Regions from separate parts of the Homo sapiens genome. Here region 2 is linked to region 1. A link is a loop called in an ENCODE intact Hi-C map of the cell type or tissue named here. Cell type or tissue: PC-3. All regions are shown on one strand. Each heading gives the region's core, and the rest is flanking DNA. Links, peaks and the distances in the headings are about the cores only.

Evidence for each region. A loop is a pair of places that touch in the nucleus more often than their neighbours do. Peaks named below come from ENCODE experiments on the same cell type or tissue, not always from the same donor. Only the 100,000 strongest peaks of a DNase experiment are listed, where the experiment ranks them.
Region 2: it touches region 1 in a loop (5-fold over the local background); 2 of 110 quality-filtered maps call a loop at or near these places.

The regions. Positions count from the first base shown.
Region 1 is chr7:12,822,661-12,831,642 of GRCh38, forward strand. No RefSeq gene overlaps it. Among named protein-coding and RNA genes, the nearest start is that of ARL4A, 140 kb to the left of the region's middle. In PC-3, for the core only: no CTCF peak of the experiment used is centred there; a DNase peak (open chromatin) is centred at 4,891; H3K27ac peaks cover 843 bases.
Region 2 is chr7:12,703,048-12,712,029 of GRCh38, forward strand. No RefSeq gene overlaps it. Among named protein-coding and RNA genes, the nearest start is that of ARL4A, 20 kb to the left of the region's middle. In PC-3, for the core only: no CTCF peak of the experiment used is centred there; DNase peaks (open chromatin) are centred at 3,024, 4,324 and 7,244; H3K4me3 peaks cover 1,351 bases; H3K27ac peaks cover 4,038 bases.

The DNA.
Region 1 (8,982 bases), core at 351-8,350:
CTTCTATGCACACAAATTAAAATACCTAGAAGAGATGGATAAAATCTTAGACACATACACCATTCCAGGACTAAGCCAGGAAGAAATTGATTCCCTGAACAGATCAATAACGAGTTCCAAAACTGAATCAGTAATAAATAACCTAACAATCAAAAAAAACCTGGGACCTGATGGATTCACAGCTGAATTCCACCAGATGTACAAAGAGGCACTGGTACGATTCCTACAAAAACTAGTCAAAAAATTGAGGAGGGACTCCTCCCCAAGTCATTCTATGAGATCAGCATCATCAAAACCTGCCAGAAACAAAATTTTAAAAAAGGAGATTTCAGGCCAATTCCTTAATGAACATCGAAGCAAAAATCCTCAACAAAATATGGAAAACCAAACCCAGCAGTACCTCAAAAAGCTAATCCGTCATGATCAAGTATGCTTCATCCCTGGGATGCAAGGTCAGTTCAACATATGAACATCAATAAATGTGATTCATCACATAAACAGAACTAAAGACAAAAACCACATGACTATCTCAATAGATGCAGAAAAGGTTTTTGACAAAATTCAACACCCTTCATGTTAAAAATTCTCAGTAAACTAGGTATTGAAGGAACATACCTCAAAATAATGAGCCATCTATGACAAATCCACAGCCTATATTATACAGAATGGGCAAAAGCTGAAAGCATTCTTCTTGAAAACGTACACAAGACAAGGATGCTCCCTCTCACCAACTTCTATTCAACAAAGTATTGGAAGTCCTAGCCAGAGCAATCAGGTAAAATAAAAAATTAAAGGGCATTCAAATAGTAAGAGAGGAAGTCAAATGATCTCTGCCTGCAGATGACATAATTCTATATCTGGAATACCCCATAGTGTCGGCCCAAAAGCTCCTCCAGCTGATAAATAACTTCAGCCAAGTTGCAGGATACACAATCAATTTACAAAAATTACTAGCATTCCTGTACACTACCAACAGACAAACCAAGAGCCATATCAGAAAGGCAATCTCATTCACGGTTGCCACAAAAAGAATAAAATACCTAGGAATACAGCTAACTATGGAAATGAAATATTTCTGCAATGAGAGTTACAAAACGTTGCTCAAAAAGAAATCAGAGAAGTCACAAACAAATGGAAAAACATCTCATGCTCATGGACAGGAAGAATCAATATCATTAAAAGAGGTATACTGCCCAAAGCAACTTACAGAATCAATGCTATTCTTATCAAACTACCAATGACATTCTTCACAGAACTAGAAAAAAAAACTATACTAATATTTATATGGAACTAAAAAAGAGCCTGAATAGCCAAGGCCATCTTAAACAAAAAGAGCAAAAAGGCATCACATTACCTGACTTCTAACTATACTACAAGTCTACAGTAACTAAAACAGCATGGTACTGGTACAAAAACAGGCACGTGGACTGATGGAACAGAATAGAGAGCCCAGAAATAAGGCTACATATCTACAACCATCTGATCTTTGACAAAACTGACAAAAACAATCAATAGGGAAAAGATTCTGTATTCAATAAATGGTGCTGGGTTAACTGGCTAGCCATATGCAGCAGATTGAAGCTGGACCCCTACCTTACTCCATACACAAAAATTGACTGAAGACGGACTAAAGATTTAAATATAAAACCCCAAATTATAAAAATTCTGGGAGACTACCTAGGCAATACCATCCTGGACATAGGAACGGGCAAAGATTTCATGACAATGACCCCAAGAGCAATTGCAACAAAAGCAAAAATTGACAAATGTTATCTAATTAAACAAGAGCTTCTGCACAGCAAAAGAAACTATCAACAGAGTAAGCAAACAACCTACAGAATGGGAGTAAATATTTGCAAACTATGCATCTGACATAGGTCTAATATCCAGCATCTATAAGGAACTTAAATTTACAAGAGTAAAACAAACAAACAAACAAAAAAACTCAATTAAAAAGTGAGCAAATAACATGAACAGAAATTTCTCAAAAGAAGACATACATGTGGCAAACAAACATGAAAAAAAGCTCATTTTTCTCAATGATCATTGATCATTAGAGAAATGCAAATCAAAACTACAATGAGATACTATCTCACACCAGTCAGAATGGATGGCTACTATTAAAAAGTCAAAAACTAGCAGATGCTGATGAGGTTGCAGAGAAAAGGGGACACTTATGCACTGTTGTTGGCAGTGTGAATTAGTTTAACCATCTTGGAAAGCAATATGGTGATTCCTCAAAGAGCTAAAAGCAGAACTACCATTCAACCCAGCAATCCCATTACTGGGTATATACCCAGAGGAATATAAATTATTCTGCCATAAAGGCACATGCACGTGAATGTTCATTGCAGCACTATTCTCAATAGTAAAGACATGGAATCAACCTCAATGCCCATCAATGACAGATTAGATGAAGAAAATGTACATATACACCATGGAATACTATGCAGCCAAAAAAAAAGAACAGATCATGTATTCTGTGGGAACATGGATGGAGCTGGAGGCTATTATCCTTAGCAAACTAACACAGGAACAGAAAACCAAATGCCTAATGTTCTCACTTATAAGTAGGAGCTAAATGATAAGAACTTACGAACACAAAGAAGGAAACAGCAGACATTGAGTCTACTAGAGGAGGGAGGGTGGAGGGAGGGAGAGGAGCAGAAAAGATAACTATTGGGATAACTATTAATACTTGTGTGATAAAATAATATGTACAACAAACCCCAATAACACGAGTTTACTTATGTAACAAATCTTCACATGTACCCCCAAATCTAAAATAAAAAAATAACTACAAAGTTTCTTAATTGCAGAAAAAGTTCAACCACAATCTCTGGAAATATTCTCTTTCCTTTTCAAGGTAGCTATTATCTCAAACTTACTTTGTTTCCTTCTATACCTTTTTAGTCTCTGTGTGGTGCTTATTTATGAAATCTCAAAAGCTCTGCAAAAGAGGTCAGCTTGTGATAATTTTTCATTAGGTTAGGTTACTTGTATTTAAATTTTACCTGAAAAGTAGTCTTCTCTGAAACAATAAAGTAAATCTGTTTCAGCATATTAGGCCTTTGACGTAAAAAACTATTTTCTTCAGAAGAAAGAAAAGCCTGATAATTGCAATCACAACAATTTTCTTCTTCCTTAAACAAAACAAAAAAATAGAATGACATTCTATAAATTGTATTGGTTGGTGCAAAAGTAATTGCAGCTTTTGCCATTAAAAGTAATGTAAATTACTTAATTTACATTAAATTAAAGTAATAGACTCTATTTCTAGTGTAAAACTTCTATAAACTTACCATTTAAAAAATTTGAATGCCCCCTCTTCTCACAAAAGATTTGCAGTACAAAGAGGGAATCTGCCATCAAGTGGATCTTAAAAATGCATGTAAAATTTTAAATTCCTATTATCAAGTTATTCCCAAAGTCTGATCTCCAAATTCAGAAAACTCTCAGTTTTGGTTCCAAGTTCACATTTGATATGGTTTGAATTTGTGTCCCTGCCCAAGTCTCATGTCAAATTGTAATCTAATGTTGAGGTTGGGGCCTGGTGGGAGATGATTGCATCATGGTGACAGATTTCCCCCTTTGGGCCTGTTCTCGTGATAGAGTTGTCATGAGATCTGGTTGTCTAAAAGTGTTTGGCACCTTCCCCCTCATCCTCTTCCTCCTGTTCTGTCCATGTAAGATATACCTGTTTCCCCTTTGCTTTCCACTATGATAGTCAGTTTCCTGAGGCCTCCCCAGCCATGCTTCCTGTACAGCCTGTGAAACTATAAGCCAGTTAAATCTCTTTTCTTTATAAATTATCCAGTCTCAGGCATTTCTTTATAGTGGTCCAAGAACAGACTACTACAACATTCAATAAAATCTCCAGCACTGAAGATTAAAAGCATTAATGGAGGACACTTTCAGTACAGGGCCAGTGCAATCACTAGATAGGCTCCAGGACTCAAAGAGTCACTTTGTTATTTGCTTCTGTAATATTGTATAAAATTTTATAAAGTCATTCAGGAGAGAGGCTTTAAAATCATAATGTTTCCTAGAACGCATACTAACGCATGAGCACACTTGATCCTTAGTGATAAATATCTAGGAAAAAAAATTGCTTAAACACTTCTGTAATAAGTCATTTAGGAAGAATTTTGCAACAAAAAAAATTCCGTTTTCCCTGTATCCCCTGTTTTCCAGTATCCCCACTTTTTGCACATCTTCCAGAGGGAGATATCATTAGGTAGTGTTGACAATAAGGTCCAGATACTAAGTCTGATGGAGAGATACAGCAGAGAAGTCAATCATTCAAATGTGGTATTTTAGAAAGCAAAATAAAAACATAGAAATGTTTTATAAGAATATAAAGTGTAGATCTAATATAAATATATAAAGATACAGACACAGTATTGGTCATAAAAATACCATAGAATAGATACTAATGAAATATGCCTTATTCCATACAGAAAAATGTTTTGACACAATAGTTCAAGCTTGAATGGTGTAGCCAATTGGATAATGTGCATAGCCACTGAGAATAATAGAGTTTGGTTGCTTAGCCATTATGATAATATCTTATGTTTAAGTAGTGATTTTGTGGTTTTTCGGTTCTTTCATTTATTTTCTCAATAACATTATAAAATAGTTTTTATTTTCCTTTTGTAAATAGGAAAACAGACTCAGGGAGGTTACGTGTATTCTGTGAGGTTACTCACCAAGTAAATGTCAAGGACGTGCATGAACCCCAGGTTTGTCTATATACGAAACCTTTGCTGTTTCCTCTAAGTGATGCTACCTCAATCTTACAGTAAAATATTAACAGTCACTATTTATGTTTTGGTGATTAAATTATTGGCAGGGATTTGGATTCCTGGGAGGTGTATTTTCAGCCTTGTTATCTTTCTTTTCTCAGCCACAGTCATGTTTAGTTTTGTTTGCTCTTGTAATACTCCATATGTGGCAGTGGTGAATTTTAGTCATGGCTTTACTGCATGCCAGAGTGGAAGGTGGACTAGGAAGTTCATTCAAGGTTTCAGTTCCTGGGTTTAGATAGAGAGGGAAAAATGATCCATGTGACATAGAACTTCAAATCTGTGCTACCATAGCTTATAGTGACTCAGAATCCTAGCCCACTCCCAACCCTTATTCTATGGCTTGGAGGCATTCTATCAGCATTGCTTTTCAATAGTCACTGGGAAAGAATACAACTGGTTCTGCAAGTGGAAGGCTGAGGGTTGAAAGATGAAGACCCTTTATGTGAGAGGCAGCCTAATGCAGCAGTAGGAACTAACTTTGACTCTGGGTTTTACTTCTGGCTCTGCTGCTTTCTAGCTCTGTGACCTTGAAGTTACTTAATGCCTTAGTTTCTCCATCTATAAAATGGGGACGATAATAATAATACCTTCTCAGGCCATTGTCATGAATAGCTGAGCTATTATCTGTAGAGTGCTTACAATGGTGCCTGACACAGCAAGTGCTTCGTAAGTGTTGGTTATCATTTGACATGGAAGAATTTTTTCTGCACTTAACAACAACGTCTGACTCACACTTGTAATACCAGAACTTTGGGGAGCCAAGGTGGGTGGATCACTTGAGGCCAGGAGTTGAAGAACAGCCTGGCAAACATGGTGAAACACTGTCTATTCTAAAAATACAAAAATTAGCCGGATGTGTTGATGCTCACCTGTAATCCCAGCTACTTAGGAGGCTGAGGCGGGAGAATCTCAGAGGTTGCAGTGAGCTGAGATTGCGCCACGGCACTCCAGCCTGGGTGACAGAGCAAGCCTCCATCTCAGAAAAGAAAAATAAAAAATAAAGAAACCACAATGTCATAGCATATCTTTATGATGCCTGAAGACACAATGCTCAAAGGTATAATGAGAGCACACTTATGTTAAATATACTAGATTATTGCCCAGTGGAATAGGATTGTCATGTGTAAATCAGAGCTAAGTGTATGCATACAATCAGTGAGTATACCTAAGGCATATAATTTGCAGGGGCTGAAATAGTGCAGAGGAAGAGTTAGATGAATAGTATACATAATAAGTAGGTTATTAAAAGAAAACCTTTCCAGTTCAATACATCAATCAGCAGGTATTCATTTGTTTTAAGATTTAAATGAAATAATCTATGTGAAGGGGCTGGATCTGTATATAATATAGTTTAGCTCTTTTAAGTGAATTGCTTAATCTCGCATTTGGAGAGTAGGCTCACATAGTTTGTCTTAAAAGTTTATATAGTCACACTGAGCTAAATTATATTTTTTAATTTGTCTTTTAAAAATAAAAAATTAAAAAATTGTTATAAAAGGAATATATAGAAATTTGAAAAATAGAAAAGATTAAAAAGAACTTATCAAAAGCTTTACCTTCTATAGGCAATTACTGTTAATATTTTGATGCCTTTTCTACTTCCATCAAGAGGCTGAGGAGTCTCAAATCTGTGTCTCAGGCTAATACATCGATACAGAGTTTCTGTGTCATATTTCTTGCATCCTGGACTTTTCCATCTGCATGTCTCACAAACACCTCAACCCCTGCTTGCCCAGGACTGAAATCCATGCCATTTCTCCCAAATTGTTCTTCCTTCTTCCACGCCTAATGCTATTTTTCTGCTGTTTCCAAGATAGAAACTTTAGCATCATCCTAGATTTCTTTTTCACTCTTAAGCTACCCCATCACACATTCAATTGTTATAATATATTAGGTCTTGCCAATATCTCTGTAATCTATCTCATAGCTAGTCTGTCATTTCTGCTTCCAATATTTCTTGGTGGGGTTTTCCAGTAATCTTTTACCTAATTTCCCTTCCAATTAATGTACATTGTAACTACTTTAACTGTCTCCATGGGGTTAAGGTTCGCATTTTTTTTTTATGTTTGTAACTGTAATGCATCCCAGTGCCTGACCCATAGTATTATAGATACTAAATGTGCACACACATGCACACACACACACACACTTTGTTTTTAGTTAATAAAATAATGAAATTCCACTCACCATCACCAGCATTACTCTTCAAAATGTGAAACTGATTACATTGCTTCTTGGTTAAAATATTTTGCTGTCTTCCCGTTTGCATTACCAAAGATTTTCCAGAAAAACAGTGACGTGTAATTAGCCACCTGTGTTAGGCTGTTCTTGTGTTGCTATAAAGGAATACCTGAAGCTTGGTAACTTATAAAGAAAAGACGTTTAATTGGCTCACAGCTCTGCAGGCTTTGTAGGAAGCCTATAGGCTGTGCTGGGACCTGCTTGGCTTCTGGGGAGGCCTCAGGAAACTAATCATGGCAGAAGGCGAAGGAGGAGCTGATGTATCACAAGGTGAGACTGGGATCAAGAGGGGAGAGGGAGGGTGGCACACTTTTAAGCCATCATATCTCACAAGAAGTCACTCACTATTACAAGGCCAACACCAATCCTTGAGGGATTCATTCCCATGACCCAGACATCTCCCACCAGGCCCCACCTGCAACATTAGGGATTACATTTCAACATGAGATTTGAGTGGGGAGACATATCTAAACCATATCACCATCATGCAATTGCTCAGAGGATAATTTCAAACTCTTGGCATGGAATCTAAGGCCCTTCATGATTTGGTCTCTGTCAACTGAAGCCCCTGCCATTCTAAACTACTCACAGTTCCACTCGTGAGCCATGCGTCAGTACCCCTCTTAGTCGTAACACCTGATGTTTTCTCCACACCAAAAACTCCTGTCACCGTGACATATCTCTTAATCCTTTAAAACTTATTTCTTAATGCCAATGATTTAAAATTCTGCCTCCACGTGGAAGATTTTAGCCTCTACTTGTTTGTTTCTTTACTTTTCCATGTTCACATACCTAATAGAGAATTCGCAACACTATTGCAATGATGGCTCCATGGCTTTCTCTGGGACTTTCTTGAGAGCAGGTCTGTATCTTAGTCATCTTTTTATTTGCATCTCTAGTAAGAAGATAAGTCTTTAACAGGTACCTAGTTAATATTGTTGAATTTATTTGGGGGAAAATAAATGGATTGGTGATTTGTAAAGGTAGCACAAAAAAATTTTCTTAATTTTATTATTCTGCTTTTCTAAATTTTTTTTTTTTTTTTTGTGGTGGGGAGGGGTGGGGGAGTGGAACCCAGAACAAAATTTGAGTTTTTGACACTACAAAGAACCAACCATCTATCCCAAACTTCACAGAGTTTGAATTCCCAGTTTTGGAGTCTATCCTTTCAATCTCCAGAAACCTCTATTATTTCACAGAAATCATCTCTAAGGGTTAACATATTAGCATTGGTTAATCTATCACAAGAACAAAATCTCAAGGCAGTGAGGAGAACCTTAGGAAAAAAGAGAGTCATGAATAATAATAAAACTGTCAATTTCCCAAGTTGTTTTGGCCCGTGCACTAGCAACGTGATTTTTAAAAGTTTTCCATACACACATAAAGTAAAGAAAGTATTACTGTATGAAAGAACCATAGACTCAACTACCCAAGACAGTGATAAACAACATCTGAATGAGGTGAGGAATGCACAAGAGAAATTCTCCAAATATGGAAAGTACACAAATATACTAGTCAGCATTTATTTATCAAAACACGTATACTGGAAATTGAAGACATCAAGTCAAATATATTTAAAATATAGTGCAAATGGACTTAGTACATTGAAAAAATTAATCCTTTCACATTTTATTCTTAAAATTTTGTGTGCTTTTTCAATTCTTTTTGTTTTGTACTTCAGCTAATGTTTAATTGGTGCTAGCTTTCTGGTCTCTCTAAAAAAGTATAACTATAAAAATAATGTTTAAAGTTCCATCTCATTCAGACATTAAAAACGTATGTAAGTTATTCAGAGTTTATCCTTGGGTGGATGGTGAAAATATTTCTATGGATATTATGGCTTTCTAAATGAAGATTCTCTACATCCCTCATATCATAAAACAGGCTGCAAAGCCATGATAAGAAATAGGTTTCTTTTGGCAACTGAAGCCAG
Region 2 (8,982 bases), core at 744-8,743, 120 kb before region 1:
TCTGTCTCAAAAAAGAAAAAGCGATGGGATTTTTAAAGTAGCACTATTAGTCACACAGAAAAGCAAATCAACTTAAGATCATTAATTAACTTGCTGAAAGTTACACAGTTAAGGCAGAGCTACCTGTTGAATCTGGATCTCTTTAATTTTAGAACTTATATCAATTATTTCATATTGTAGATATGCATTCAAATTATATTTTCTTTAAATGAAGCAGCATTTATATTCTTTTGCTGCTAAAAAAATACTTAAAATTTAAGTAATAATAAAAAGTTAAAACTTTTATCGTTTGTGCTCATTGATGTCAAAGTTGCTTGAGCTGAAGTTGAGTAAAGAGTTTTCAAACCAAGTGACTGGTGCTTTCAGAATGGCAGAAACCATACTGGGAATGAGGCCATCCAGGAGGAAACCCTTCTCTGTGAACATCTGAGTTTTTTTTTTTTTTTTTTTTTTTTTTTGTATTTTCTTTTTTTCAATTAGAGATTCAGGGATTTAAAATCCCATAAATAAAAAGTCCTGGGCTGGGCGTGGTGGCACACGCCTGTAATCCCAGCAATTTGGGAGGCTGAGGCGAGTGGGTCACCTGGGGTCAGGAGTTTCAGACCAGCCTGGCCAACATGGCGAAACTCCATCTCTACTAAAAATATAAAAATTAGCTGGGAGGCTGAGGCAGGAGAATTGCTTGAGTTCTGGAGGCGGAGGTTACAATGAGCCAAGGTTGTGCCATTGTGCCACTGCACTCCAGCCTGGGCCATACAACAAGACACTGTCTCCAAAAAAAAAAAAAAAAAAAAAAAAAAAGTCCTGGATATGGGTAAATAAGACTATAGAGATATTTAGCCAAAACAGCATGAGAAAGTGCATATTCTTTCTTTCACCTATATATTAGTTCCATCATTCTTCTATAATAGATCTGTAACGCATGAGGAAACTATGAAAAGCTACCATGTTAGGGGTGAAAAAAAAGGCAATCTTTCCAGATGTGGTTGCTAACAGATAATAATAAAAAGTGAAGCCTTGAGCCAAGAAAAGCCCCAGCATGACTCAATATAGACCAAGGTTCCAGAAAGAACTAATTTCTTTCCAAACAAAGAACATGAAGTAAAGCACAGCTGATCCCTAGCTACTACATTCATTTCAGTTTTGTTTCCAACTATCTTTTCAGAGACGTTTGACACTAGCCTGTATCATTATTTATACTATTCTAGAATATGAAATTCTAGAATATGTATACTTTCTATTTATACATAAACATTTACATTGATTTCATATATGTAATCATATTATTTTTAAAAGAGGGTATAAGGTATAATTTAGTGCTTTGTAATTCCTTATTCATTGATCAATATATATTTTTAAAAGATCAGAGGCTTTTTTTTCCAAACTTCAGATTCTTTTTTTAAAAAACTGTTGTGGGTACATAGTAGGTGTATATACTAATGGGAGTACGTGAGATGCCCTGATACAGCCATGTAGTGCATTATAATCATCACATCATGGAAAATAGGATATCTATACCCTTAAGCATTTATCCCCTGTGTTACAAACAATCCAATTATACTCTTTTAGCTATTTTAAAATGTACAATTAAGTTATTATTTACTATAGTGACCCTGTTGTGCTATCGAATACTAGGTCTTATTCATTCTTTGTATCTATTTTTATTTTGTACCCATTAACCATCTCCAGTTCCTCTCCACCCCTCCACTACCCTTCTCATCCTTTGGTAACCATCCTTCTACTCTCTAGCTCCATGGGTTCAATTGTTTTGATTTTTAGCTCCCACAAATAAGTGCAGACATGTGAAGTTTGTCTTTCTGTGTCTGACTTATTTCATTTAACATGACTTCCAATTCCATCCATGTTGTTGCAAATGACAAAATCTCTTTTTTTTTTTTTTTCCCACTGTTGTCACCCAGGCTGGAGTGCAATGGCACAATTTTGGCTCACTGCAACCTCCGCCTCTTGGGTACAAGCAATTCTCCTGCCTCAGCCTCCCAAGTAGCTGGGATTACAGGCGCCCGTCACCATGCCTGGCTAATTTTTGTATTTTTAGTAGAGACAGGGTTTCACTATCTTGGTCATACTGGTCTCGAACTCCTGACCTCAGGTGATCTGCCCACCTCGGCCTCCCAAAGTGCTGGGATTACAGGTGTGAACCACTACACCCGGCCAATCTCATTCTTTTTTATAGCTGACTAGTACTCCATTTTGTATATGTACACATTTTCTTTATCCATTTATCTGTTGATGTACACTTAGACTGCTTCCAAATTTTTGCTCTTGTAAACAGTGCAGCAACAAACATGGGAGTGCAGATATGCCTTCGATATACTGATTTCCTTCAATATGTTGATATCCCTAGCAGTGGGATTGCTAGATCATATGGTAGTTCTATTTTTAGTTTGGGGAACATCCAAACTGTTTTCCATAGTGGTTGTATACAGAGTCTTTAATTTAATCTTTACTAGGTACTACAATAGTTATCATTTCTGAGTGTTTTTAGAAACATTGAGTATTTCAAGCAGTGATTTCTCCAGAGACTAAGATACATGTATCCCTACAAGCATGGACATGGATTGGGAGTGAGGAGAAGCAGAGCCTTTGGTGGGTTTTTTGTTTTGAATAAAATTGCTATTGATATTCTTCCCATTAATCTAAGCCTCAGTATCTGCCATTTATACTTATCAGATTAAATTGTCAATTTCCATTTCAGGTATACTTTAAATTCTTGATATGATTTGCAGGTGATTTTTAAAAAATTTTTAATTTTGTTTTGTTTTGTTTTGAGACAGGGTCTTGCTGTGTCACCCAGGCTGGAGTGCATTGGCATGATCACCACTCACTGCAGCCTTGAACTCCTGGGCTCAAGTGATCCTTCTGCCTCAGCTTCCTGAGCAGCTGGGACTACAGGCCCACACCACCGTGCCTGGCTAATTTTGTATTTTTTGTAGAGACGAGAGTCTCACTGTTGTCCAGGTTAGTCTCAAGCTCCTGGACTTAAGCAATCTTCCCACCTCGGCCTCCCAACATGCTGGGATTACAGGCATGAGTCACTGTGCCCAGCCTTCTTGATATCATTTTTATCTAGCTAACATATTTTGGAATATAATGAATCACTTATGTATCTTGGAATGATTATTTTTAATTTCTTAAATTTGAAATGCTGTGATTTCAGATCCGATGGATAGAATAGAAAAAGTTAGACTAAAAGTGTGATGGGATGACATGTAAGAGCTCTCGAAGAGAGAGAAAGTGTGATATTATTAAGACTTGGGTTCTGGAACCAGGCTGCCTGGGTAAAAATGCTGGTTTTGCCATTTATCAGCTATATAACTTTGGACAGGTTATTTAGCCTCTCTGAGCCATGCTATTCTCAACTATTAAATGGATAACAATAATATACCCCTTTAGAGTTGTCATGAGGATTACAAGAATCAATACATGTTAAGTAGTTAGAATCTTGCCCTACCCTTAGTAATCATCCAATATTATTCTTATTATTAGATTACCAATAAAATTTTGTCTGAGGTTTGTACAGAACACATATGAAATTTCTGACATTCTGTCAAGTAATGTCATTTTCAGTAATTCTTCAGAAGTTTGAATGAGCTAACGCTCACTCCGCATATGATATTTTTCGTATCTATACCAATTCTGTATATGGCAGTCTGTGGTCTGCGTAATAATTGATAGAAATGGATAAGCAAATGTTAAAACTCTGTTGGAAGAGGGAAGGGTGGATTTTGTCGTAAGTAAATGTGGGAGGATCAAAGAGATTTTTCAGGAGGCAGAGCTAAAATTTTGCCTCTTGGCTACACAGAGGAATGTTCAGGGAGCTCTGATTTGCAGGAGGAGCAGCAGGCAGCCACAGACATCTTCAGGTTCTGCCTTTATTGGACTCTTCTGACCCTCTGTTGTAATTGAAAGTCAGGTGGAGAGAGGGCTTGTGCTGTACTCTGGAAGTCACCAATAATTCTCAGTAGTAAGTGTCACCACTTTGATTACATAGCCTTCCTGAAATGTTGATGGCCTGGAGTTTTACAGGTGCAGTGTATACTAAATTAGCCATGACCAGAAACAGGATGTCATTGTCATTCCTTTCAAACTACAGAGTAGTAATTTGGTAATGTGGGAACACCTGGATTTGTGCCTCCTTAAACCTGAAATAAAAGGGAGAGGAATAGTCTGAGTCAACTGTCTTTGTGACATCTGACCCATGGTCTACATTTCTTTGAAAACATTGTATTTGGATACACACACACACACACACACACACACACACACTAGCTTTTGTTTCTTAGAAAAGCAGCTCCTTGAGGGAGCCATTACTTTGCTGTATTATGTACAATAATGTGGGTGCTACATGAATGTTAAGTACTACTGCTAATGTTACTGGTAATTCACTGGTGAGGCATTTTGTGAGTCACCACTTACTGTGTGTTCACAATGTTCACAATGTTTGAACTTGGTTATACAAATGTATCAAGTTATTTTTTATATGAAATTGACTATTAGGATATTTAATCATCCAAGTCAGAGTCAAGGACTGGCACTTTAAACATTTTTTTTTTCCACTTTCAATTTTGGAACAATTTGAAAATTGAAGAAAAGTTGAAAGAATCATACAAAAAAAGGTATGTATACCCTTCATGCAGAGACCTCATCCAGGGTTGGCCAGTTGTTTTAATAATGTCCTTTATGGTAAAGGGATGTAGTCCAGAATTAGTATGGTATCTGGTTGTCTCATATTGGAACAGTTTCTTCCTCTTTCCTTTCATGGCCATGTCATATTTGAAAATTATAAGTCAGTTGTTTTGGAAACTGTCCCTGAATTTGGGTTTATCTAATGTTTCCTCGTAATTATTTTCAGGTAATGCATTTTTTTGACAAAATTTCACAGAAGTGACGCTTTGCTACTTTCCTTGCATCCTATCATGTGGCACATGGTGTCAATGTTTCCCATTACTAGTGATGTTAACTTTGATCGTTTAAATAAGGTGGCTTCTGTGAGGCTTCTCTATTGTAAAGGTACAATGTTTTTATACATTTTGGAATGAGTAATTACTTTGTGGGGAGAAATTTTGAGACTGTAAAATTCTGTTCCTCCACCTACTTTTACCCATTAGTTTTAGCATTCATTGCTATGTCTTGCCTGATTATTGCTATATTGGTTGAAAAATGTTGATTTTCTAATGCTTTCACTCCTTCTACATTATTTAGTATTAAACTCCCCATTTATTTATCTTTATCATAGAGGACTCATGAATTCCTATTTTATTCAATGTACTATAATTCAGTACTATCATCATTTCTTTTGATGCTCAAAAAAAATAAAAATAAAAATAAATAAATAAAAATAGATTTGACCAGTAGGAGTAAGCCCTTTTCCAGGTTGGCTTCTGTGTACTTTTGACATGTTCTCATTATTCTTTCAGCACTTCATTACTTCCTGGCACAATCAGATGATTTATGTTCATTTGTTCTTTCCTTGTCCCAGTCCTGAGATCAGCCATTCCTCCAAGAAGCCCTGTTTCTTTCAGTAGAGTGGCATTTAGAAATCAAGATCTGAGTACTTGATATGCTAAAAGGATACTGCTCCTTCTAGGCCTTCCTCAGTGGAAAAATAATTTCTATACATGCATATTGCTATTGCTCTATTTCCTCCTCTCTTTTTCTCTCCCTCACATATTTGTATGTGTGCATGTGTGTGTATGTGTATCTACCTACCTATATATTTATATATACACAAATATACTTATTTATGAGTACACACCAACACCTCCAATTCCTATTTCCTGTCACCACAGACTTTATTATAGTTTTATTCCTTGTCATATTCATATATTCCTTCTCTGACAGTAAGATGATGACGGCTTCCATTATCTTACTGTATTAATTGCTCAATCCCCCCATATGTAGTTAATCTACCAAGCTTGCTAGACTGACTTCCTACCTAATTGCTTTTTCAACGAATAGTAAGTAAAGGACAAAGTAAAGGGTGGAATGAAAGAGGAGGAAGAAAGAAAGAGAATAACACATTTTGAAATCTAAATTAAAATTTAAAGGTAGATTTTTGCATGTTTTATATGTATAGAAGTAAGGTTCTGGGAATCGAGTTTATTCTTAGTTTTTTAAGATCATGAAAATAGGCCGGGCATGGTGGCTCACGCCTATAATCCTAGCACTTTGGGAGGCCAAGGCGGGTGGATCACTTGAGGTCAGAAGCTCGAGACCAGCCTGGCCAACATGGTAAAACCCTGTCTCTACTAAAAATACAAAAATTAGCCGGGCATGTTGGCACACGCCTGTAATCTCAGCTATTCAGGAGGGTAAGCCACGAGAACTGCTTGAACCCAGGAGGCAGAGGCTGCTGTGAGCCGAAATCGTGCCACTGCACTCCAGCCTTGGCAACACAGCAAGACTGTGTCAAAAAAAAAAAAAAATCTTGAAAATACATCCTAATATTTTGTCTTTATATATTCACACATTAACAAGCATTAGGCATACAAAGGTGAATGAGACAAAGTCTGCAGAGTTCAGATATGATAAAACAAGCAGACAGGTTAAAATATTAATAATTCCTATAATAGTAGAAGAGTTATCGTAGAGGAATACAAAGAGTTTCAGGAAGAAACTGAGCTACACTATAACACAGAAGAGACCAATAGATTTTGCATAAGCAGCAGAATGATTTCTCTTCATTAAGAGTAATGATCCACATGCTAAAGGTTAATTTCTAGTTGGTCTTCTGAATTCTGGCTTTTTCTTAACTCTTTTCTTCTGCTTTAGTCATCCTATAGAGGACCAGAAAAAATTAGACACAGTGAAATCTCTCTTCATGGTCAGGACAGTTACTGAGCAACAGGAAACACAACTATTCCTTATAGGCCTGGTGCCCTGTTTTTTTCCAGCCCTCAGGTTGGGAGCCTTTCGCATATTTTGCATATAACCTCTGACTTTGCAATGGAACGGAATTTTATTATATTTAATACCATATAATTTTTTTAGTACTGTATTTTTTGGTGGCTTTTAAAGCCACTATTCAAAATCTTTATATTACCCAATACTGCCAATATTCTAAAATTCTTGTGCAAATAAATTGTGTCATTATGTACAGTTAATGGACTTAGTAGGCAAATCAATTTTTATTTTTTTGGTTAAAGGGCTCTCCATTGTGTAAGTGCCTTTAAAACATGCTTATTAGTTAAGCATCTCAACAATGTGGAATGTGGGTTGGTTTTATCACTCTCCAATTAAAAGTTATTGCTCCATAACTTCCAAGAAAGGAAGTTAGGCACTTGGAGAAATTGGTTCAGTATTACATTGTGCAAATAGAATAAATAAATCCAGACTACTGATTCTCAACCTGTTTTCTGCCCTAAATCATCAGAGAGATAAATAGATTCTCTGTTGTAATAACTGAGTCTCAGATTCTAGCTCAGGAAGCCATTATGCCTTCTCAGTACTGGCCTTCTAAAACTTGATATGTTCAATTTTCAAAGAAAATCAATTTAGAAAGAAAAAATATGCTTTGAGATGATAAAAAAGGGAATAGTCATGTAATACAAAATCCACTAAAGCTACATTTCTCTATGCCTTATAGAAATGGACAATTATTTAAATATTAAAACATACCACTACCCCAATTATATATTTTATAATATAAAAATACTTCTTAAACTAAGTAGTAGTATTACTACTGAAATCATCTGTGTATATTTGATATGGGACATGGATAATGGGTCACATCTTGACAAGCATTTCAGGCCTATTGAAAGCTGGTTGTAACAGGATGCAGTTTGCATGAAGGGCTCATTATGATTATATCTTGGACACAGCACAGTAACACTTTTCTTTTCTTTTTTTTTTTTTTTTTGAGACAGAGTTTCGCTCTTGTCGCCCAGGCTGGAGTACCGTGGTATGATCCCGGCTCACTGCAACCTCTGCCTCCCGGGTTCAAGCAATTCTCCTGCCTCAGCCTTCCAAGTAGCTGGGATTACAGCCACCACGCCCAGCTAATTTTTGTATTTTTAGTAGAGGCTGGTTTTTGCCATGTTGGCCAGGCTGGTCTAGAACTCCTGACCGCAGGTGATCCACCTGCCTCGGCCTCCCACAGTGCTGGGATTACAGACGTCAGTCACCCGGCCCGGCCGACACTTTTCTTATGGCTTAGAAGTTCACAGAGTTCATAGGCAATTCATGTAAACTCAAAATGTTTGAATAGCCACACGAACGACTTCAGCTTGGCAGTCCCTTTGTCTCTAGGTTTCTGCTCGTTTCTATGTATCTAGAAATTCTGCCTCAGTCAACGTCTTGGACTCCTATCTTAGTGTAGGTAGAATTACTCATCATTACTTACTTTGAATCTAGATGGTTTCTTCACTGCTACTTTTAAAACCAGAGAGTCACCAAGTCAAGCACAACCACCTTGTTCATTCTCTTTTTTTTTTTTTTTTTTTGAGACAGAGTCTCGCTCTGTCACCCAGGCTGGAGTGCAGTGGCGCGATCTCGGCTCACTGCAAGCTCCGCCTCCCGGGTTCACGCCATTCTCCTGCCTCAGCCTCACGAGTAGCTGGGACTACAGGCGCCCGCCATCACGCCCGGCTAATTTTTTTTTTTGGAGGCGGAGTCTCGCTCTGTGGCCCAGGCGGGAGTGCAGCCGCGCGATCTCGGCTCACTGCAAGCTCCGCCTCACGGGTTCACGCCATGCTCCCGCCTCAGCCTCCCGAGTAGCTGGGACTACAGGCACCCGCCGCCACGCCCGGCTAATTTTTTTGTATATTTTTTAGTAGAGATGGGGTTTCACCGTGTTAGCCAGGATGGTCTCAATCTCCTGACCTCGTGATCTGCCCGTCTCGGCTTCCCAAAGTGCTGGGATTACAGGCGTGAGCCACCGCACCCGGCCTGTTCATTCTTTTAAGGCCTTCATTTTATTCCTGTTGGTTTCACTCACAACTGATAAAAAAGGTAAATGTCGTG